Linked DNA regions of Homo sapiens: region 2 is linked to region 1. The links are chromatin loops, found by intact Hi-C in ENCODE. Cell type or tissue: endothelial cell of umbilical vein. All regions are shown on one strand. Links, peaks and the distances in the headings refer to the core of each region. The heading gives the core; the rest is flanking DNA. Region 1 holds the start of NFE4 (nuclear factor, erythroid 4). Region 2 overlaps FBXL13 (F-box and leucine rich repeat protein 13).

Region 1 (5,374 bases), core at 289-5,288:
GGAAGTTCCAAGCAGGAAAATGAAAATATATCAATGGCATTATAAGTGAAACTGCAAAAGGCCAAAGCACAGGAAAATTTTTCAGGCAATTTGACACAGATTACGTACAAAAGACTGTCACGTAGACAGAACAACATAAGGTGGAAGTCAGCAGAAACTATCAATCTGAGATACCATATGCAAGTAAATTACAACTCAAAAATGAGTATTAAGACATTTTTGGCTGAGTGCAGTGGCTCACACCTGTAATCCCAGCACTTTGGGAGGCTGAGGCAGGCAGATCACCTAAGGTTGGGCGTTCGAGACCAGCCTGACCAAGATGAAGAAACCCCCTCTCTACTAAAAACACAAAATTAGCCAGGCGTGGTGGCACATGCCTGTAATCCCAGCTACTTGGGAGGCTGAGGCAGGAGAATCGCTTGAACCCGGGCGGAGGTGGCGGTGAGCCAAGATTGTGCCATTGCACTCCAGCCTAGGCAATAAGAGCGAAACTCCGTCTCAAAAAAAAAAAAAAAAAGACATTTTTTGCCAGGCATGGTAGTACACCTGTAGTCCCAGCTACTTGAGAGGCTGAGGCAAGATTACCTGAGCCCAAGAATTGAAGGCCAGCCTGGGTAACATAGCAAGACTCTGTCTCTAAAAAATTTAAGGCCAGGCACAGTGGCTCATGCCCGTAATCCCAGCACTTTGGAAAGCCAAGGTGGGCGGATCACCTGAGGTCAGAAGTTCGAGACCAGCCTGGCCAACATGGCAAAACCCCATCTCTACTAAAAATACAAAAATTAGCTGGGTGTGGTGGCATGCACCTGTAATCCCAGCTACTTGGGAGGCTAAGGCAGGAAAATCGCTTGAACCAGGGAGGCAGAGGTTGCAGTGAGCCAAGATTGTGCCACTGCATTCCAGCCTGGGAGACAGAGTGAGAGTCCATCTCAAAAAAAAAAAAAAAAATTTAAAGACACTTTGAGACATAGACTGAGAGTTTGCTTCCAATGGACCCTTCACAAAGGAACTTCTAAAGAACACTGAAATCAGAAGAAAGGCATGAAATGCAAATAATAACAATGGGCAAAAAATCTAATAAGTATATGGGTAAAGCCATTAACTTTATAAAACAGTATCATGATGAAAACGTGGGGGTAGAACAATAAGATGGAACAAAAACACTAGATAATAATAACACTCTAACACCAGAGAGAGTAATCAAGAGTTAGTGTTCTAAATTTCAATTATTCTTCAAGAAGAAAGTATAAATATTAATTTACTTTAGGCCTTATTAATAAATGTACACATTAAAAATATTTGAGTAACCAGTAAAATAGTAGAAATAGAATGGTTATCTTCTACAACATGTTAAAAATATTTAAGAGTAACCAGTAAAATCATAGAAATAGAATGTATATCATCTAAAACATGAAAGTAGAAAAAAGGGGGTAGATTTAAATACTCAATAAATAGTACACTACTTGGTAATGGGTGCGCTAAAATCTGACTTCACCACTATACCATTCATCAATGTAACCAAAAACCACATCTATCCCAGAAGCTATTGAAATTACTTTAAACGTTTTTATTTTTTAAAAATTCAATAAAGTCAGGAAAGGGGAAAAATAAAACATATAAAAAGATAATAAATAATAAATAAAAAGATAATAAATAGTATAAAATGAAATTAGAAAAATGAACCCAAGTATATCAATAATCATAATAAATTTAACAAAATGTATTGGTTAGAAGACAAAAATTTTTTATTCCTAAAAATGCTTTTTGCTTTAATGTTTTTCCCCCAATATTAATGTAGCTATCTATTTTCTTTTCTTAGTTTTATTTTTAATTGACAAATAATAATTAAAATGCATTTATGGTTAAAATGTGATGTTTTGATTTATGTTTATAATGTGGAATGATTAAATCAGGTTAATAATTAAGAAATCACCACCTCACATAATTATCATTTTTGTGTGTGAAGAAAACATTTAAAATCTACACTTTCAGGCACGGAAAGACAAATTCTCCATGATTTCACTTCTATGTGAAATTTTAAAATGTTGGACTTACGGAAGTAACGAGTAAAATGATGGTTATCAGCCTTCCTTTCATTTGTGTTCATTTTGTTTTTGAAAGATTCTCCCCAACGCCCGAAAGCTTGAAGGAATGAGTAACTCCTCTCTTCTCAGGCCCAGTCCCAAGGCACAAGGCCACTTGTACCAGCAGCGTGAGTCAGCAAGATAGCAGAAGCAGGAAGAGAGCCGGCCAGAAGACACCTACCCTGGCCGGAAGACACGTACCCCTGAAGATCGAGAAACAGGCCATCTGGGTACCACATAGCAGTTACATCAGACTGGGACAATTCCTGTTTACGGAAGACTATAAAACCCTGCCCCCTACTCATTTGGTGCTGACGCCATTTTAGGCCTTAGCCTGCCTGCACCCAGGCGCTCATTAAAACAGCAGGTTGCTCCACACTGCCTCGTGTTGTCTGTTGGCACACTCTCAAGAGTTTGAACGGATACAAGAATCTTTCATCTGGTGCCGAAACCCGGGAGGGGCTCCGGTCTTCGTCCCCCGTGGACCTACCCCTCCGCCCCAGAAAGCAGGCCACAGCAGCCGGACAAAGGAAGCTCCTCAGCCTCCAGTTGCTTCTCTGTGCATGCACATCAGTCACTGATCTCACCTACTGGTAAGTTTCCCGGGAGCCCGGTTAACAAGGAAAAATCCATACAGCCTCTCTTGGTTTCTCCAGTCTGAAAATCCAACATTGGTCCAAGAAGGCTCCGACGTGTGCCAGGTACTTGCTGATCATCTGGTCTTAGGGGGACGCCTCTAAGCCATTTGATCCCGTTCCGGGAACGAAAAAGGCAGCGGTGACGATCGCTCCTTTCATCGTCTCCCTCCACCATCCAGGATGGTCTCCTTTTTCCCTGTTTTCCCGAGCCTACCCTCAGTTATGGGAAACTCCCCATCCTCAATTCCAAAAAACAGCCCTCTAGGCTGCCTCATAAAAAACCTGTAAACCTGGCCAGGTGCGGTGGCTCATGCCTGTAATCCTAGCACTTTGCGAGGGTGAGGTGGGCGGATCACCAGGTCAGGAGGTCAAGACTATCCTGGCTAACACGGTGAAACCCTGGCTCTACTAAAAATACAAAAAATTAGCCGGGCATGGTGGCAGGCACCTGTAGTCCCAGCTACTCAGGAGGCTGAAGCAGGAGAATGGTGTGAACCCGGGAGGCAGAGCTTGCAGTGAGCCAAGATCACACCACTGCACTCCAGCCTGGGCGACAGAGTGAGAGTCCGTAAAACAAACAAACAAACAAAAACCTGCAAACCTTAGGCCTCAGGCAAGATATCCATCCTCCTTGTCTTTTTTTGCAATTCAGACTGGCCACAATACGAATTGAATAATGGGTCCTAATGGCCCGCAAATAGAACATTCGACTTTACAATTTTAACTGATTTAAGCAATTATTGCTGACGACTGGAGAAATGGGGAAAAACTCCTTATGTCCAGCCCTGTTTGCACTCAGATCACAACCCGACCTCTGTAATTCTTGCTCACCTGTTCAAATCCTCCTCTATTCTCGCCACCCAGATCACCTTTCTCCTCCCAACTCGACATATTTTCCTCGTTAGATCCAGCAGACTGCTGTCCATTCCTCTCAGCCCCTGCCTCTCCCTCTCAGCCGTCTTCTTTAACCCCCTAAGCCTCCTCTTTATCTTCTCAGCTGCGATCTTCTCAGCCTTCATCTTCCCAGTCGCCATCTTCCCAGCCCCCATCTTCCCAAGCAGCAGTATCCACTTCTTTTCCTACACTGTCCTCTCCTCAGGACAATTCTAGCATTGTCTGTACTCATTACTCATTCTCCTTCCTCACTGCCCTCTCCTGAAGCCTGTAAACCCATCCCACCACCTTACGCCCCTATCTATCCTCCACTGCCTATCAACTTAACCCTCCTTCCCCCTTCAAACCCTCAGCAGGAACCACTTTCAGGTTCTTCCTTCTCTCCCACCCATACTCGCTCAGGCACCATCTTTGGCCCATGCCCCACCCTTAGTTCAGCCCCTGTGCTAGAGAGCCCCCTTCAGAAAGTAGCAGGAACTGGAGGCATTGTTAAAGTTTATGTTCCCCTCTCCCTCAGTGATCTCTCTCAAATTAACAAAAGACTCAGTTCATTTCCAGAAGACCCTACCTCTTACATTAGAGAGTTTCAGTACCTCACCCAGTCTTATGAACTAACTTGGCATGACCTCTACATTATCCTCTCTTCCACCCTCACCCCAGAAGACTGGGGCTGTATCTGGACCCTAACTCAGGTACATGCTGATACAATTCATCACCAAGCTCCTGCTCAGCCTACTGGTGCAAAGGCAGTCCCCAACCAGGACCCCCACTGGGATTATCAAGATGGGGCCTCTGGACGCTGCTGTCGAGACCACATGATTGTGTGCCTCCTTGCAGGACTCAAAAAGGCTGCCCATAAAGTGGTAAACTATGAAAAACTTTCAGAAATCACCCAAGGTCCTAACGAAAACCCAGCCCTTTTTATCTCTCGTTTAACTGAAGCCATGAGAAAATATACCAACCTAGACCTAGCCAGTCCAGAAGGAACCGATATTTTAAACCTTCAGTTCATCTCCCAATCCACCCCCAATATTCAGCGCCAGCTTCAAAAACTTGACAACAGCCCTCAAACCCCACAACGAGACTTTCTTAATTTAGCCTTCAAAGTCTTTAACAATCGTGATGAGGAAAGTAAAAGGCAAAAACAGGCAGGGTTTCAAATGCTTGCCTCCTCCATCAGGGGCCCTGCAGGCCATGGGGCCACAGCTCCACACAGAAGCCTCCTAGCAATCCACCTCCACCTGGTGCCTGCTTCAAGTGCGGCAATGAAGGCCACTGGCCCACACAATGCCCAAACCCAGGTAAACCCACGAGGCCATGCCCCCTCTGCGGAGGACCCCACTGGAAGTTGGACTGTGAGCGGCCCCTGCAAGGACCACCCCCATCCCTTCCTGAGCCAATCAAACCCTCCTACTCGGATCTCGTCAGCCTTGCCGCTGAAGACTGATAGTGCCTTGGAACAGACACCCCAGCAACTACCATCGCTTCATCTGAGCCAAGGGTAACCCTGATGGTGGCAGGTAGGCCAGTATGTTTTTAAAATTAATACCAGGGCAACCTATTCTGCTTTCCCTAATTTTTCAGGACCCACCCAGTCCTCCCAAGTCTCTATTGTGGAAATTGATGAACAAGCCTCCAAACCCTGAGCCCCCCGCTCCACTTTTCTGCTCCCTGCACACCTTTTCCTTCACTCACTCTTTCTTAGTCCTGCCCTCATGCCCAACTCCGCTCCAAGGCATCCTTTCAAAACTCCACACT
Region 2 (5,374 bases), core at 106-5,105, 100 kb before region 1:
CGAGGTCCCCATTTTCCACAATAATCAATCACCAAGTTCTTTCGGTTTTAGCTACTAAACATTCTTTAATATGTCCTTTCCATGCTTGTTCTAGCCTCTGACCTAGTTCAAGAACTCCTCATCTCTTCCTTTAACTACTAAAATACCTCCTATTTCCCTCCCTGCCCCCAGTCCTTCTCCTTTTCAGTCTGTCCCCCAGAGAACAACTCAAATAATCTACCTAAAATGGAAGGCTGACTATGACTATGACTCCCCTACACATCACCCATTGGTTCAAGTCCAATCTCCTTGACACAGTATGACATTCCCTCCATGATATCTTTTTTATATAGTGTATTCTAGCAGGACTAAGCTACATCAAGTTCCTTGAACAAGGATACATTCACATGCTTCTGTGTTGGGCAGGCTGAATTAAGAGATCCTTTCCTCTCCTCACCTCTATCACTATGCCTGCCCCATCACATCTAAATTCCCCACACCCACCCTTCCAAATTGGGCTGCAGAAAATAGGTCTTACTCACATTTGTTAATCCTAGAGCCTAGCATTTTTTTCCTTCATTCAATGAGCAATTAATCTAGTGCCTACTACTTCCCAGGGTTCTGGGAAAACAACGTTTCAGTCTTCATGGATCTGATATTCTAGTGAGGGGACTCCAGGACCTACATAACAGGCGCTCAAGATCTTGTACTCATAATAAAAAATTCTGAAAATCAAGCAAATGAAAGAGTCTTTTTAAACCACTGTCTAAGCACACTGTCTGGGACACTGCCGTGACTCACTTTTCCTTTAAACAACAAATATGGCGGTGACTAAGGCAACTTAAGTAACAGACTGAACTGCCCTCACCATGGATCCTGTGGTCTTTAGCAAATGATAATCCAATTAACTAGCAGGAAATATTTTCCCACATACATGGAGATATAACCTCACATTCAAATAATCCTCTGGAGCAGGAAGGGAATGAATAATAGCCCATTTAAGTGAACATTTTGAAAAGCTGTAGAAGATTAAAGATTTCTAAAGATACCTTAAGATATTATCACATTAGTAAGCTATTTCTCCCACTTAGAAACCCTATCCTGTTTATATTAGAAGAGGCAAATTGACATATTTCCTCTTTCCCTAATATGTACTTGGTAGGTAACTTCCTAAACAACTTTTATTCATGGATGATACAATAAATGATTCACTATTTTCCACAAAAGGAATAACTGAGGAGAGTAAGATTATTATAAGAAACACAAATCTTGAAATAACTGTGTTCTCCTCTTTGCTTCCCCCATTTAAGTTAGCTCTCTCCAATAAACATCTTTCTGGATTTCTAAATGTCTGGATTTTTGCCTTTGCTGATCAACTTCTTCATGAGTTTTCATGATTTTTCAGAACACAGTGTCCCTTTAGCCTCTCCAACCCCAAAGAGCTCTTCTACTTTTGAGGTGTGAATTTCAATTAGTTTCCTGAGCAACATCTCTATAAAGCTGTCTTGCAAGTGAATCAAACTAAACATGTTCGTTTTCCCAACCTGCAGCAAACCTGCTCCCTGACTGTGTAAGGGACACAGCTCAGGAAGGCACACCATCCTTTATGCAGATGCTCAAGCCAAAAATCTGGTGCCATCCTTGATTCACTCCCTCTCTTCCTTATCCTCACATTCAGTTGAGCTCTATCTCATTGTTTCTTCTTCCTCAGTGTCTCCCAACTGTGCTGACTTTGCTACATGCTTACTGCCCTCTCCCTAACACAGGCGTTCATAACTTTTCACCTGGATGACTACTTGATAATTGGTCACTATGCATCTGTGATTCCCATATCTGTCTAGCAGATAGAAGTGAGCTTTTCGGAATATAAATCTGACCATGTTACTGTTCTAACTGACAATACTGAATGTCCTTCCACGGTCCAAAGAGCAGAGTTCAAATTCCTTAATGTGGCCTCTGGGCCCTCAGTGACCTGACCCCTGTCTACCTCTCAAACATCATCTCTCACCATACTTCTCGCCAATAAGCCATACCCAAATGTGTAGGTTTCTTGATATCTCACACTTTTAAACCTCCATGCCTTTGTGCAGGCTGCTTCTTTGGCTCACAGAACACCTTTCTTCTCTGGGAAAAGAATCTCTGAGCTAGGTTAGCTTTCCCCTCTCTGTTTTTCACACTCATCATACTTTGTAACCACTTGCCCTACTCCTGTCTTCCCACTAGAATGTAAGTACTAGGAAGAGGAATCATGTCTGTTTTGTTCATTCCAGTATTCTCAGCACTGAGCACAATGTAGTCAGAGTAAATACTTGTTAACTAAATGTGTAGTGTGATTCTAACTGAAAATTCACCATTAAGAATTGAGAATGAACATAATTATTAGAAAACATGGGAAATTTTCTCCCAAATGGCACAACTGGTCACATTTGATCTTTGGTGGGTATCTGTAACATTCCAGAGTTTAAATCCTGAATGTTACGTCTGTAGTCAAATTTGCACTTACTCAGACCTATAATCAATCAGGCTGGTGTTTAGCTGCCCAAGTTGACATCCGGGCTGACTCATTTTAACTTCACTGTTTGAGGTTAGCTTCCTCAGCTGTTGTAGCACTGTAATTGTCAATCATTTGCCTTTTAGTTCAGAGTTTAACTGACTTGGAGGAAGAAAACAACAGAAGACTTATTTTTTTCAATCTTTTAGCAGAAAACAATTAGTATACTTCCCCATAGATATCCATTTACAATTCTCTTAAATTACATATATGCTTCAGAAGAAAATAAAAACAGAGACTAGAACTCGAGGCCATACTCCTAAGTTTTTTGTTTTTTGTTTTCTTGAGACAGGATCTTACTCTGTTGCCCAGGTTTCCCAGGCTGGAGTACAGTGGTACAATCACAGCTCACTGCAGCCTCAACCTTCTGGGCTCAAGCCATACTCCCACCTGTCAGCCTCCTGAGTAGCTGGGTCTATAGGTGCACATCACCACACCCGGCTAATTTTTGTATGTTTTGTAGAGATGGGGTTTCATCATGTTACCCAGGCTGGTCTCAAATTCTTGGGCTCAAGTGACCCGCCTGCCTCAGTCTCCCAAAGTGCTGGGATTACAGGCATGAGCCATCGTGCCTGGCCTATATTCCTAAGTTTTTAACTTGTCCTCTGTAGATAAAATTTTAATATACAGTCTTTAAAAATAAAACCTGAGCTTTCCTCAAATGCTAAAAACTAAATAAAGCATTTTAACCTTTACTCCATTCAGTCAACAAATATTCCCCCAGGCACTTCAGCCTTGTGGTAAGTGCTGTGGGGGAATTATATTTTGATGTGTTTTATAATGTGCTTTGATTCTCTACTTCTTGTCACTCTGTGACCCTTCAGACAACAGCTGGCGATTCTGCTCCTATGTGTCAGGAAAAGGTTCTTACAAAAGAACACAGGATAAAAATCCTGGGCCTTTAAGCTTCAAAAGCCCAAGCCCTGAAAGACTTGGGGCATAACATTTTTCAAAACCATGTAATCAGTTGGAACATTTTTTCCACCCCCAGATTAGGAAAAGAATCTATGTCAAAAGGAAAGGAGCAAATATGAGAAAAGGGGAGAGAAGAGGTGGAGGGGAAGAAGATGAGAAGGGAGAGGAGGAAAGGAGAGGACAGGGGAAAAGAGGAGGGGAGGGGAGAGCCAGAGGGAAGCAAATGCTGAGAAATTCATCATATGGGGGGTCTGTTCTAGACCTTCTCACTTTCTATCCAGCTAGAGAGAAAGTTGGAACCCCCGGGTAGGCTTGGGGGCCTAAGTAGATGGGAACCCATTCCACCTTTCCCAGTAGGGTTCATAAAAGCAATAAGACAGAGTGTTCCTGTGCTCGTCATTGTATCAGTTAAGAGTCAACGGGAAAAGCAGAAACAACCCTGAGCATGCAAAACTGAGGAGATTTAATTTTAATGGGGGAATGGCTACATAGGTGGTAGAGAAACTGAGAAGCCAAATGGGACAGTGACAAAATCTAGAGCTTAGCAGCAGTAGGAAGCCACTACTGTCCCTATGCTGGAAGGACAATGGGAAGATATGATGTTATTGAAGCCCAGAGGCCGACTTCATTCAGGGAAGCTGGAACCACAGCAGGCCTGTGGTTCAGAGGGGAGTAGAACACTAAGGAAATGCAGCTGATGATGATGATGCAAAGAAAGGTAGAGGAAAACCCTGGAATGTCCCTTCTACTGGCCCTGTAATCACTCAGAAATGTCTCACAAGCACCAACCCTAACATGGAATCTAGTTGACTTGTGTGAGTCACCCTGTAGCAGAGCAAGGGGAGGGTGAGTCATGAGTTTGAGGGCAAACACATTCATGATGTGGGAGCAAGAAAATGTCTCCAGCAGGTGTCTAGGACTGTGGACCTAAGACAGCCTCACAGGATCTCCATGACCCAGGAAGACCCAGAGGAGCCCAGAGCAAGGCAGACACGACAGGGAAACCTGAAGACTTGAAGGGGCCTTGGAGTTGGAACAAGGAAGAGACATCAGGGATCCACCTGGACGGGAAACTAAACACCAAATGGGCCCTCGTACATCTCAGTGAATTCCAGCTTGGACAGAAGACAACATTGAGAAGACCAGACACTGACCCTGCCATAATGAGTTGACTCCATGGTACTGCTTCCTACCCACAATCTCACATCACTCATGGACGATATGGAAGGGAAGAGGAGGTCATCTAGCAGAAAGGAGGCTGAATCCAAGTTCATTCATAGATAAAGAAAGGAAAGAACCTAGACCAATGAACAGATCTAGTCCTTCATTTAAAAGACCCCACCGAATGTTGACGAAGGATAAACACATAACAGATGTCTGCAATGCAGTGAGAAATAGAAACGGTTCATGTTAAAGGATACACTGGGGCTGGAGATGCAAGCAGAGAAATTCCAGTGCTTGCCTGCAAGGTAGGGCTTCTCAGAGAAGGCCCTCATAGACAGTTGATATTTCAGGGATGAATAGGGATTTAGCAAGCAGATGGAGGAGGGATCCTTACCTCCCTATATCTTCCTATATCCCTCCTATATAGGAAGGATATAGGATATAAGATATTGTCTTCCTATATCCCTCCAAATGCATGATTTTCAAGAGAAGTCCATATATTCCTTGTATAACTATAGCCCATAGTTCTTTCAGAAACATGGCAAATCTCTCAGGGTTATCCTCCTTTTGATTAGTAAATGGGGCAGTCCCAGAGGGATAAGATGGATGTGGCCTGAGTCTCAACCCTGATGAATACAATCAGCAGCTTGCAGGAAATGAATTCCATATCCTTTTGTAGATTTGTTGAGGCCATTTCTAGAGTTTAGTCTTGAACTAAAGACTTAGATCTCAAGGCATTCGGGTAGTCTCATAAAATGTGCAATC

Evidence for each region. Peaks named below come from ENCODE experiments on the same cell type or tissue, not always from the same donor. Only the 100,000 strongest peaks of a DNase experiment are listed, where the experiment ranks them.
Region 2: it touches region 1 in a loop (7-fold over the local background); 2 of 110 quality-filtered maps call a loop at or near these places.

Annotation. Positions count from the first base shown.
Region 1 is chr7:102,971,095-102,976,468 of GRCh38, forward strand. The region is part of intron 7 of FBXL13 (F-box and leucine rich repeat protein 13); the gene reads right to left. It overlaps NFE4 (nuclear factor, erythroid 4), which reads left to right and starts at 2,336. Exons shown (of 3, transcript NR_166512.1): 1 at 2,336-2,677. RefSeq lists enhancers at 1,857-3,056, 2,514-3,027 and a silencer at 2,707-2,877. In endothelial cell of umbilical vein, for the core only: no CTCF peak of the experiment used is centred there; a DNase peak (open chromatin) is centred at 2,247; H3K27ac peaks cover 2,327 bases.
Region 2 is chr7:102,871,759-102,877,132 of GRCh38, forward strand. All of the region lies in intron 17 of FBXL13 (F-box and leucine rich repeat protein 13), which reads right to left. Among named protein-coding and RNA genes, the nearest start is that of LRRC17, 39 kb to the right of the region's middle. RefSeq lists an enhancer at 3,798-4,997. In endothelial cell of umbilical vein, for the core only: no CTCF peak of the experiment used is centred there; DNase peaks (open chromatin) are centred at 763, 2,543 and 4,233; H3K27ac peaks cover 5,000 bases.